Regions from separate parts of the Homo sapiens genome. Here region 1 is linked to region 2. Evidence: read pairs that join two places in POLR2A ChIA-PET (ENCODE). Cell type or tissue: Caco-2. All regions are shown on one strand. Each heading gives the region's core, and the rest is flanking DNA. Links, peaks and the distances in the headings are about the cores only. Region 1 has its middle 11 kb from the start of CRTAC1. Region 2 overlaps GOLGA7B-DT (GOLGA7B divergent transcript).

Region 1 (5,371 bases), core at 153-5,152, 200 kb after region 2:
ACACAAAATACCCCAGAGAGAAGTGCCACATCTTCCTGCTTCCTGGAAGATCCTCTTTTACTAGACGACCCCCTTTGCCGGGGTGGGGAGAAAGAGGAAGAGTGGTAGGTAATTTAACTGGTAAGAAATAAAAATATCTGGCCAGCCGTGGTTGCTCACACCTGTAATCCCAGCACTTTGGGAGGTCAAGGTGGGCGGATCACCTGAGGTCAGGAGTTCAAGACTAGCCTGGCCAACATGGTGAAACCCCATCTCTACTAAAAATACAAAAAAGTAGCCGGGCACGGCGGTGCATGCCTGTAGTCCCAGCTGTTTGGGAGGCCGAGGCAGGAGAATTGCTTGAACCCAGGAAGCGGAGGTTACAGTGAGCCGAGATTGTGCCACTGCACTCCAGCCTGGGTGACAGAGTAAGATTCCGACTCAAAAAAAAAACAAAAAAAAAAAAACGAAAAGAAATAAAAATATCTAATTATGATTTGAATAAATCTGCATATATCATGGAGCTGAATGCAAAACTGTGTGAGCATATTTTAAACAAAGTGTGAGCCTTGAAAAGATCTTCCAGGCTTCCTGTTGGGTGAGATTTTCAGCCTCCCCCAACCTTGTGGGGATACGTGTAACCTTTTCTTTTGCGCTTAGAGTACTTTAGTAAAAAGTTTTAACAGTGCTGCTTTAGTATTTACAAAGCATTGTTTCACACAACATCTTATTGATATATTCAACAAGCATTTAAGCACTTTCTGTGTGCCAGGCACTGTGCCCTTTTTGACAAAGAAGTGGGTATTTGTATTTCCCGTATTGTGGAGAAGAGGAAATAGAAAGACGCGGTGACTCCCACCACCTCCCAAAGTTCTCATGGGGCAAAGCAGAGCTAGGTATGCGGTGTCTTTCTTGGCAAGCTGTGCCTTTCTGTCATGCCTGCTGCCCTTCCCATATCTCTGCAATTCCTCCTACACCCATTCCTGCCATTAAGCAATTACACAGCACTCACCACCATGTGCCATCCTCCTGAGAGATTTCCAGGCAGGAGGGGCAGGTCACAGGAAAATGGGAAACCCAGGAAAGCCAGCTGGTGCCTGTGCCTTTTCTCCTGCCTGTGATTAGGACACGGTCTGCACACGTTTATAGGTAAGGGCATTGGCACAGAGTAACTAACATCCTCAGGTCACAGGCAGAGCATCCAATCCCGTGGCTGAGCTGGTGGAGTCACAGCTCAGTGCAGAGCCCTAGGTTATCTGAGATGTGATCAGTGCACTGGGTAGCCCAGAATGGATTGCTCACCAACAAGCATTTGTCCAGGGCTTGTTAGGTGTGGGCTCTGTGTTAGGCTGGTGGGAAAACAAAGATAAATACAACCTCTGCCTTCAAGGAGCTTACCATACAGCAGGAAATTGGCGCCCACATTGTGCTGAAAGAGGTAAGGAATAGGGCCGGGCAAGGTGGCTCGTGACTGTAATCCCAGCACGGTATTGCTGTGAGGCCCAGATGAGGCACTGCATGTGGAATGGCTGGAGAATACCTGTCTAGAGTATGCTTGAGTGATAGTCCCAGCTTTGCCACTTACTTGCTTTGAGAGGAAGAGGTAGGAGGATTGCTTGAGCCCAGGAGTTTGAGACTAGCCTGGGCAACATAGGAAGACCCCCATCTCTACACACACACACACACACACACACACACACACACACACAGTTATCCAGGGTGATGGTGCATGCCTGTGGTCCCAGCTACTTGGGAGGTTGAGGTGGGAGGATTGCTTGAGCCCAGGAGGTCCAGGCTGTGGTGAGCCATGATCATGCCGCTGCACTCCAGCCTGGGCAACAGAGTGAGACCCTGTCTCAAAAAGAGAGGGGGTGGAAAGAGAGAGGGAGAGAGTGAGAGAGACAGAAGGAATAGAAATGGGCTGGAGACGTGGCTACCAAGTGATGCCCCTTCTTCCCACATCCTGTGAGCTTCCTTGCCAAGGCACTGTGGGGGCAGGAGACACTTCCTTGGTTACTGTGCACCTTCACTCCCCATCTGCAAGTGGAACTCCCCCCTCTCTGCTTATTCGTAGTTGTCTCATCTTCATCCTCAGTCAAACATTCACCTTCTTTCTCTGCAGCTTCCCAGCAGCCACCTCAACCAAAGCCAGGGCAGCCTGTGGTCACAGCCAATCTGCCTAATGGCACTTTACAGATAATGGCAGCACACACTGAGACTGTACGTTCAGGTGCTCAGAGCTGTTCAAGTGCTTAACTGTTTTCATCGTCCTAACAAGCCTGTGATTCTGTTCTTATGCCCATTTTATAGGTGAAAAAGCTCAGGGTAAGTAAACAGCAAGTAAGTGGCAAAGCTGGGACTGTCACTCAAGCACACTCTAGAAAGGTATTCTTCAGCCATTCTGCATGTAGTGCCTCCTCGGGGCCTCACAGCAATACCATGGTGTAGGTTGATGGGGAAATCTAGACCACAAGGCTCAAATGCATTATTACCAAGCTCAATTCATCTACAGGCAAAGTGGACACGGGAACCCAGGTCTGCCTCTTAGCTGGTGTTCTTTTCACTACATTTTGTTGCTGAAGCCGGAAAATATTCCCTGTATGTTTCCAGTGGCCCTATACCCACCTAGTCTTTGGAGGATTTGTTTTTGCACTTTCCTACTGGGTGAAAACAAGCTCAAACAGTCTTGACCACGCTTAAGCCAGAAAAGCTTGAAAGACCGCCACCTGGTGGCTTTCTTGGTGGTGGTGACTGAAATTGACCCCAGCCTGCGATCAGTGGCCTTGGGTGTCAGTGGTGAGTCTGGAAGAGTAGACGTTGGAGTTTATGGCCACTGACTGTGTGCCAGGTGCTCTGCTAAGTACTTTAAAGGGCTCCCTCTCATTTATTCTTTGCATTAACCAAGTGAGGTTGGTCCTATTCTCTTTGGCTCCATTTCAAAGATGAGGAAGCTGAGGCTCAGAGGCAAAGTAACCAGTTCAAGGTCACACTGTTAATAATTATTTTTTTATTTTTATTTTTATTTTTTTGAGATGGAATCTCTCTCTGTTGCCCAAGCTGGAATGCAGTGGCGAGATCTTGGCTCACTGCAACCTCTGCCTCCCAGGTTTAAGTGATTTTTGTGCCTCAGCCTCCCAAGTAGCTGGGATTACAGGCACGCACCACCACATCTGGCAAATTTTTGGTTTTTAGTAGAGACAGGGTTTCACCACACTGGCCAGGCTGGCCTTGAACTCTTGACCTCAAGTGATCTGCCTGTCTTGGCCTCCCAAAGTGCTGGGATTCCAGGTGTGAGCCACCGTGCCCGGTCTATAACTCTTTAAGCTGGGCTTCAAATCCAGATTTCTCTGACTCTAGGTCCTGCTTCTACTTAACTACTCCTTATCTTACCTCCCCAGCCTTACCCCATCAGGCCATGGCCCATCCCCCAGTCCTGCTCACTGAGCCGCAGCCACTCCGACCATCCCTCTCTTCTTTGGGCTCTCACACAAGGAGAATGTTCCAGGCAGAAGGCACAGCAAGTGGTCTTCTTTGCACTTTCTGTGCCCTCTGTCTGGAACGTTCTCCCAGATTTGCCTGTGGCTGGTTACTCGTCCTACAGATCTCAGCTCATATGGGTCACATCCTCAAAGATGCCATTCCAACCATCCATCTAAGTTGTCCCTGCCCAAACCCAGTTCCTCACTATCCCATTACCTATCTGCATGTCCTTCTGAGGGCTTAGCATTCTCTGAAAGTATCTTGTTTGTTTGCTTGTCTGTTTTCTGTATTCCCCACTGGGAAGGTCAGCTCCATGCTGAGTCTCAGTGCCTACCCTACTGCTTGCCTAGTAGTTGCTCCATAAATGTGTACTGGATGAACGATCAGAAGGAAGGCGACAGGAGAGAAAAGGTCCCATGACTGGTATTTTATCCATCTACTAACAACTCAGGGGCCTTCTCATTCCTCCCATTGTTGGTATCATCCTTGCCTCCTTCTTCTTTGGACCCCACCTCTTTGTATCCAGGACCAGAGGTGAAGGGAGGCCAGAGCTAGGAATATAGATATTACAAATATAAGATGGCTTGCATTTCTGGTCCTTGGTATTTGATATAGCTGAAGAGTCTGGGTTTTTTTGGTAGTGGTTGTTGTTAATTCTTGTAATTAGCTTGTATCTTATAGATATTGCTCTTGGCCATTTAAAAAGAGGTTTAATTGGTCATTCAGGCCTGGAACCTATTCTGTTTTCCAAGTTTATTACTTCCTCCACCACATTCAGAACCTGGCAAGGTAGATTAGCATCTCAGGATTATAAACTGCCCGTTCTCACTCACCCACACTTGGATGTGCTCCAGAAAACAGACACTGGCTCGTGAATTTGAATTTAGAATCCTGCACTTGTAAGGAGAAGCTCAGACCCAGGCACAATATTTAAGATCTGCTGAAAACAGGAGCAGAGTACAAATGCTTACAGAGATGAGTTCCTAGCCAAAGACATGAGCGGCCTCAGAAAGGAAAAACCACAGTAGCTAATGGTCATTAAAGCTTAGTTGACGTAATTTCAGAGAATGAAGACAGCCACAATCCCAGTTAAATAATGCCAGGAGAATTTAGCTCTGAGCTGACAGTGCCATGACTGTGATGTGGTGGCAGAGTGGTGCCAGGGTGACCACCGGGTGAGGAACTGGGCAACCTGGCCTCTCATCTGGGCCGCCACTTTCCCACTGTATGTCCCTACTTAATCTGGAAAGATAAAACTGAGCTGGATGATCTTTCACATTCCCTGCAGTTCTGATGCTCTAGCCCTTTATTTGGGAGTAGAAGCAGGAGGAAGGTCTGGAGGAAAGGAGGCTAAAGTTTATCGAGTTCCTTCTCTCAGTCAGGCACTGAACTGAGCACAGTGGCATCACTTCTTCATAGCAGCCCTGCTAGCATAGTCTCTATTTTGCCTATGAGGAAAAAAAAAATAGGAGGCTAAGTGACATGTCTAAAGTCACATAGCTGGACCATGACACTCAAGCCAGCACACTTTCTACTTTGCCACAAGGCATCTGGCCACTTGAAAACCACCTGTACCTGCTGCTCCAGAATATCTGATTCCTAGAAGTAGCACTCACCTTCTATGGAGCATGACTTTGATCCACACAGTGACTGGGAAAGAGAGATGTCAGCTGGGTTGTCGGATTTCCTGGTTTATTTCAACACTATCTTCTGGCTCCCAGTTAGGCAGCTCGGGGGTGAAAGCTGCCCTTGATGTAAGTAATGAGCAGTAGAACTTGCGTTGTAGGCTGACCCCACAGGACACTGAATGATTCTGTAATTATGCCACACAGTATTCATTGAAGGCCATGCATGTGCTGTACGCTAACAACAACAATAGCAATAACAGCAGCAGCAGCAACAGCAAAAACAG
Region 2 (5,371 bases), core at 189-5,188:
GATGGGCTGGACACAGGAGAGAGAGGAGTCCTGGGTGTTGTAGTCTTGGTGAGGAGGGATGGCACTTTTTTTTTTTTTTTTTTTTTTTGAGGTGGAGTCTCGCTTTTTCACCCAGGCTGGAGTGCAGTGGCACGATCTCAGCTCACTGCAACCTCCCCTTCCTGGGTTCAAGTGATTCTCCTGCCTCAGCCTCCTGAGTAGCTGGGACTACACGTGCACACCACCACACCCGGCTACTTTTTGTATTTTTTATAGAGATGGGGTTTCACCATGTTGGCCAGGCTAGTCTGGACCCTTAGCCTCAAGTGATCCGTCTGCCTCGGCCTCCCAAAGTGCTGGGATTATAGGCGTGAGCCACCGCGCCTGACCCCAGCACTTTTTAGCCAAGATAACTTTAGGTCCAGGGGAGTATCAGGAGCCCAGCAGGAGGAATAGATGACGTGGAGGCAGGGAATGGTGAAATGGCTGCTAGAACTCGGAAGACTATGGAAATGTTCCAATTGCCGGAACTTGCCCTGTGACCTGGGCAATGGTCAGGAATTCCAAAACCTCTAAGGAGTTTACCAGGCAAAGCATGGTAGGATAGAAACCATGAGAGAGATGTCTAGAAAGTCCTGTGTTTGGGAGTGGGATGGTTCAAGAAAGGCTTCCTGGCCCTGATGGACTTCAAGATGCGTCTGCAACATGGGACTGATAGTGCTGGGCATCGGTGTGGTGAGAATGGTGTTCTCTCCTTCCCGCCAGTGCCCAGAACAGTACCTGGAACATAGGAGATGCTCAGTCCTAGCCTGTGGCTAAGAGCTTCTGGCTCTGGGGCCTCTGGTGGCCCAGTTACCCCTGGGACCTCTGGTTCTCCTTTCCACAGCAGCAACTGACCTTGGGAGAGTGAGGTTGGCAAAGGCCATTTCCTCATCATTCATGTCCTTCCCAGTCTCTACCAAGCTAAGCAAATAGCTACTTTCTTTCCAAGGTAATTGGACCAATTTGTCCAAACATGGAAAGCCAATAAGTGGGTCTGAACTGAAGTCTTTATCTATTATGGCACCACACCTATTGTCTAGAAATTTGTATCATCTACAAAATAAAATTTTCATTTATACGCCCTCCCACAGAACAAATCAGATATAAAATGATTGATTCTAACAGTATCTCAAAGAAGCTCCCTTTCCAGAGAACTCTGCTTTAATCAATTCAACAAATATTTATTGAACCAGACATTATTCTAGGCATTTGGGATACATCAGTGAACATAGCAAAGATCCTTACCCAAGCTTGCAATTTAGCAGGCAAGACAAACAGAAGACATAATAAGTAAATTATACAGTTTTCTAGAAAAGGTGATGAGTGCTACAGAAAAGGATTAGAAGGGGGACTAAACAGAGAGTTCTGTTTTCCATAAGCCAACCTACCTGAGTGGGAAGGAGGATTGGGAAGGACGGGAGGGAAGGAAGAGATAGGACACAACTTCTGTGTTTTACTGCCCGCATAAGCCTTTGTCCCTGGTTGGAATTTTAAACTAATTGCATGTATTACTTTGATAAAAATTAAGTTTAAATAGTGACATAACTATATTGGGAGGGGAGGGCAGCGGTGTGACCCAAGTTCTCTTCTGTCACTGAAGAAAACAGGACAGTTTCTAAAGTGAATAAATCATAGAAGTACCGGTATATAGGTCAGGCGTGGTGGCTCACACTTGTAATCACAGCACTTTGGGAAGCCGAGGCAGGCGGATCACTTTAGGTCAGGAGTTCGAGACCAGCCTGGCCAACATGGTGAAACTCTGTCTCTAATAAAAATACAAAAATTAGCCAGGCTTGGTGGCACACACCTGTAATCCCAGCTACTAGGGAGGCTGAGGCAGGGGAATCACTTGAACCCAGGAGGTGGAGGTTGCAGTGAGCCAAGATCACACCACAGCACTCCAGCCTGGGCGACAGAGCGAGACTCTGTCTCAAAAAAAAAAAAAAAAAAAAAAAAAAAGTACAGGTATATCATTAGAAAGTAAAGATCATTATCAGAAGAATTTAAAACAGAAACCACGAAAAGAGTGAAAAGTCATTTCTTCTAGAGGAAAGAAGACAGAGTGGGAAGGCTCAGGACAGAGCTGGTGGGGGACTCTTGCCTTTTTAAAATAAGTCTTGCTGTATGTTTGGGTTTTTAAAATCATAGGCATGTGTTACTTTAATGATTAGAAAAAAATCTGCTGAGCCCTTGAGGGGGTCCACGGTGATGGGAGGTGCCTTTGGGACTTCTGCAGGGAGTGGAGGGTGGTAGAGCAAGCAAGTTCTGCCGCATTTCCTCCAAATCCACTTTCTTTTATTTGTTTTATGTATCTGACTTTCATGCGAGACTTTGAACAAAGGGTTCTGCAACTAAAATTGGTTCGAACTCTATGATCCCTTTTGGCTCTCGTAATTAATGATGCTTTATAAGCACCTGTTACCCTTTGTGCTCATGTCTATTTACTTCCTGAAATAATTTCCTTAATTTAGCCAGAAGCCTTGCAATCTGCCCCCAGTTGGCTATGGTTTGAAATGATTGGTGAGTTTGCTGCCAGTTTGCTCGGTGTAAAAGTGAGACCTTGCAGTAGGTCATTCCTGATTGCTACTTCAGAGGGCCTCTGGAGCCACTGTTAGAACAAAGGTCCGGTGGGCATTCTGTCTGGCCTCCAGCACAGTGGCTATTGTAACAACAGGTAAACATTTTGGCCAATAATTCCCCAATGTCATCTCAGTATCTGCAGTCTCTCCTGTGCAGCTGTGAATCTGCTTATAGAATCTACTTATAGAACCTTGCCTCCCACTCCACTTCCTGGAGATGGGGAAGAGAGAGAGAGAGAGAGAGAGAGAGAGAGAGAGAGAGAGAGAGACTATGAATGAAGTTAGGAAAGGGAGGGAGGGAGGCAACTCCCCTTTCGCTTAGTCACCTCCTAGTGACTCCACTTCCAAACATGTGTCATAGTCAGCCTGCCCTTGTTCTATTTTTAGGGCAGGTCCACTCCATTCATGTTTCTGGGGCCTCTGCAGTTGTTGCTGTGTCTGCCTGGCAGCTGCTTTCTTGAATTTGAGGTTCCAGAGGTTTTGTGTTTCCAGGCACCTTTCATGCATCCTTGCCTTTGCACACTGTTTTTCATCTGGTGTCTGGGGATCTGACACTAATCCCTGAAGGCCAAGCTCAAATGCCACGTAGTTAGTAAGACCTTTCTGGGCCCCCAACTGTGGAGAATCTGTCTCCACCTTAGCACTTATCACAGACCCTGGCCATCACTTGATTATATTTTGTGTCCTTAGGGGGTTGGAAACATCCCATGGTCATCTCTCTGAGGCATACAGTGGGTGCCTAATTAACTACTTGCCGAGTGAAATGAAGCATGTTTGCCGATATCTCTTCTATGCTTTAGGAAATCCCACTGGGCCTGGAAGAAATGTCAGTGTGGGAAGATCTCTCTCAAGGCATCACCATAAATCTTTTCCTGTTTTCCTCTTGAAAGACAAGATTTGGAAAAGTCAGGTAACATCTAGAGAAAGCCTCTAATAGCCCTCTCCCTCTCCCTCTCCCTCTCCCTCTCCCTCGCCCTCTCCCCTTTCCACGGTCTCCCCTCTCCCTCTCTTTCCACGGTCTCCCTCTCACGCCGAGCCGAAGCTGGACTGTACTGCCGCCATCTCGGCTCACTGCAGCCTCCCTGCCTGATTCTCCTGCCTCAGCCTGCCGAGTGCCTGCGATTGCAGGCGCGCGCCGCCACGCCTGACTGGTTTTCGTATTTTTTTGGTGGAGACGGGGTTTCGCTGTGTTGGCCGGGCTGGTCTCCAGCTCCTAACCACGAGTGATCCGCCAGCCTCGGCCTCCTGAGGTGCCGGGATTGCAGACAGAGTCTCGTTAACTCAGTGCTCAATGGTGCCCAGGCTGGAGTGCAGTGGCGTGATCTCGGCTCCCTGCAGCCTCCACCTCCCAGCCGCCTGCCTTGGCCCCCCACAGTGCCGAGATTGCAGCCTCTGCCCGGCCGCCACTCCGTCTGGGAAGTGAGGAGCGTCTCTGCCTGGCCGCCCATCGTCTGGGATGTGAGGAGCCCCTCTGCCTGGCTGCCCAGTCTGGAAAGTGAGGAGCCTCTCTGCCCGGCCGCCATCCCACCTAGGAAGTGAGGAGCGCCTCTTCCCGGCCGCCATCCCATCTAGGAAGTGAGGAGCGTCTCTGCCCGGCCGCCCCGTCTGAGAAGTGAGGAGACCCTCCGCCTGGCAACTGCCCCGTCTGAGAAGTGAGGAGCCCCTCCGCCCGGCAGCTGCCCCGTCTGAGAAGTGAGGAGCCCCTCCGCCCGGCTGACACCCCGTCTGGGAAGTGAGGAGCGTCTCCGCCCACACCCCTTCCGGGAGGGAGGTGGGGGTCAGCCCCCGCCAGGCCAGCCGCCCCGTCCGGGAGGGAGGTGGGGGGGGTCAGCCCCCCGCCCGGCCAGCCGCCCCGTCCGGGAGGTGAGGGGCGCCTCTGCCCGGCCGCCCCTACTGGGAAGTGAGGAGCCCCTCTGCCCGGCCGCCACCCCGTCTGGGAGGTGTGCCCAGTAGCTCATTGAGAACGGGCCATGATGGCAATGGCGGTTTTGTGGAATAGAAAAGGGGGAAAGGTGGGGAAAAGATTGAGAAATCGGATGGTTGCTGTGTCTGTGTAGAAAGAAGTAGACATGGGAGACTTTTCATTTTGTTCTGTACTAAGAAAAATTCTTCTGCCTTGGGATCCTGTTGATCTATGACCTTACCCCCAACCCTGTGCTCTCTGAAACATGTGCTGTGTCCACTCAGGGTTAAATGGATTAAGGGCGGTGCAAGATGTGCTTTGTTTAACAGATGCTTGAAGGCAGCATGCTCGTTAAGAGTCATCACCACTCCCTAATCTCAAGTACCCAGGGACACAAACACTCTGCCTAGGAAAACCAGAGACCTTTGTTCAGTTGTTTATCTGCTGACCTTCCCTCTACTATTGTCCTATGACCCTGCCAAATCCCCCTCTGCGAGAAACACCCAAGAATGATCAATTAAAAAAAAAAATAAATAAATAAAATAAAATTAAGCCAAATTGCAATCTAAAACTAACTTTTTTTAAAAAAATGTTTTAATGGGAACAGAAATGTTAAAACTCACAGTAGAACAGAATTTTAAAAATAGTAATTTTAACAATAAATTTGTTTTCATAACCATAAAAAAAAAAGAAAGCCTCTAATATTTGGATGAATTCTATCTGGGAAGGGAGAATTATTGCCACCATTTTACAGATCAGAAATCAGAGGCTCAGAGAGATTGAGACTTGCTAATGATTACATAGTAAATAGGAGAGCCAGAGGTTGAAACCTATGTCATCTGACTCCAGGGATGCCGTTTCCTACCAC

Evidence for each region. ChIA-PET counts read pairs that join two places held together with the same protein. Peaks named below come from ENCODE experiments on the same cell type or tissue, not always from the same donor. Only the 100,000 strongest peaks of a DNase experiment are listed, where the experiment ranks them.
Region 1: POLR2A ChIA-PET joins it to region 2 with 7 read pairs; 2 of 35 experiments call an interaction of 5 or more read pairs at or near these places.

Annotation. Positions count from the first base shown.
Region 1 is chr10:98,038,928-98,044,298 of GRCh38, forward strand. No RefSeq gene overlaps it. Among named protein-coding and RNA genes, the nearest start is that of CRTAC1, 11 kb to the left of the region's middle. In Caco-2, for the core only: a CTCF peak has its summit at 2,713 (motif pointing left); a DNase peak (open chromatin) is centred at 2,734.
Region 2 is chr10:97,837,425-97,842,795 of GRCh38, forward strand. All of the region lies in intron 1 of GOLGA7B-DT (GOLGA7B divergent transcript), which reads right to left. LOC107984260 (a long non-coding RNA gene) reads left to right here. Exons shown (of 3, transcript XR_001747563.2): 2 at 3,401-3,510; 3 at 3,976-4,008. Among named protein-coding and RNA genes, the nearest start is that of GOLGA7B-DT, 9.7 kb to the right of the region's middle. RefSeq lists enhancers at 2,450-3,649, 4,150-5,092. In Caco-2, for the core only: no CTCF peak of the experiment used is centred there; a DNase peak (open chromatin) is centred at 2,957.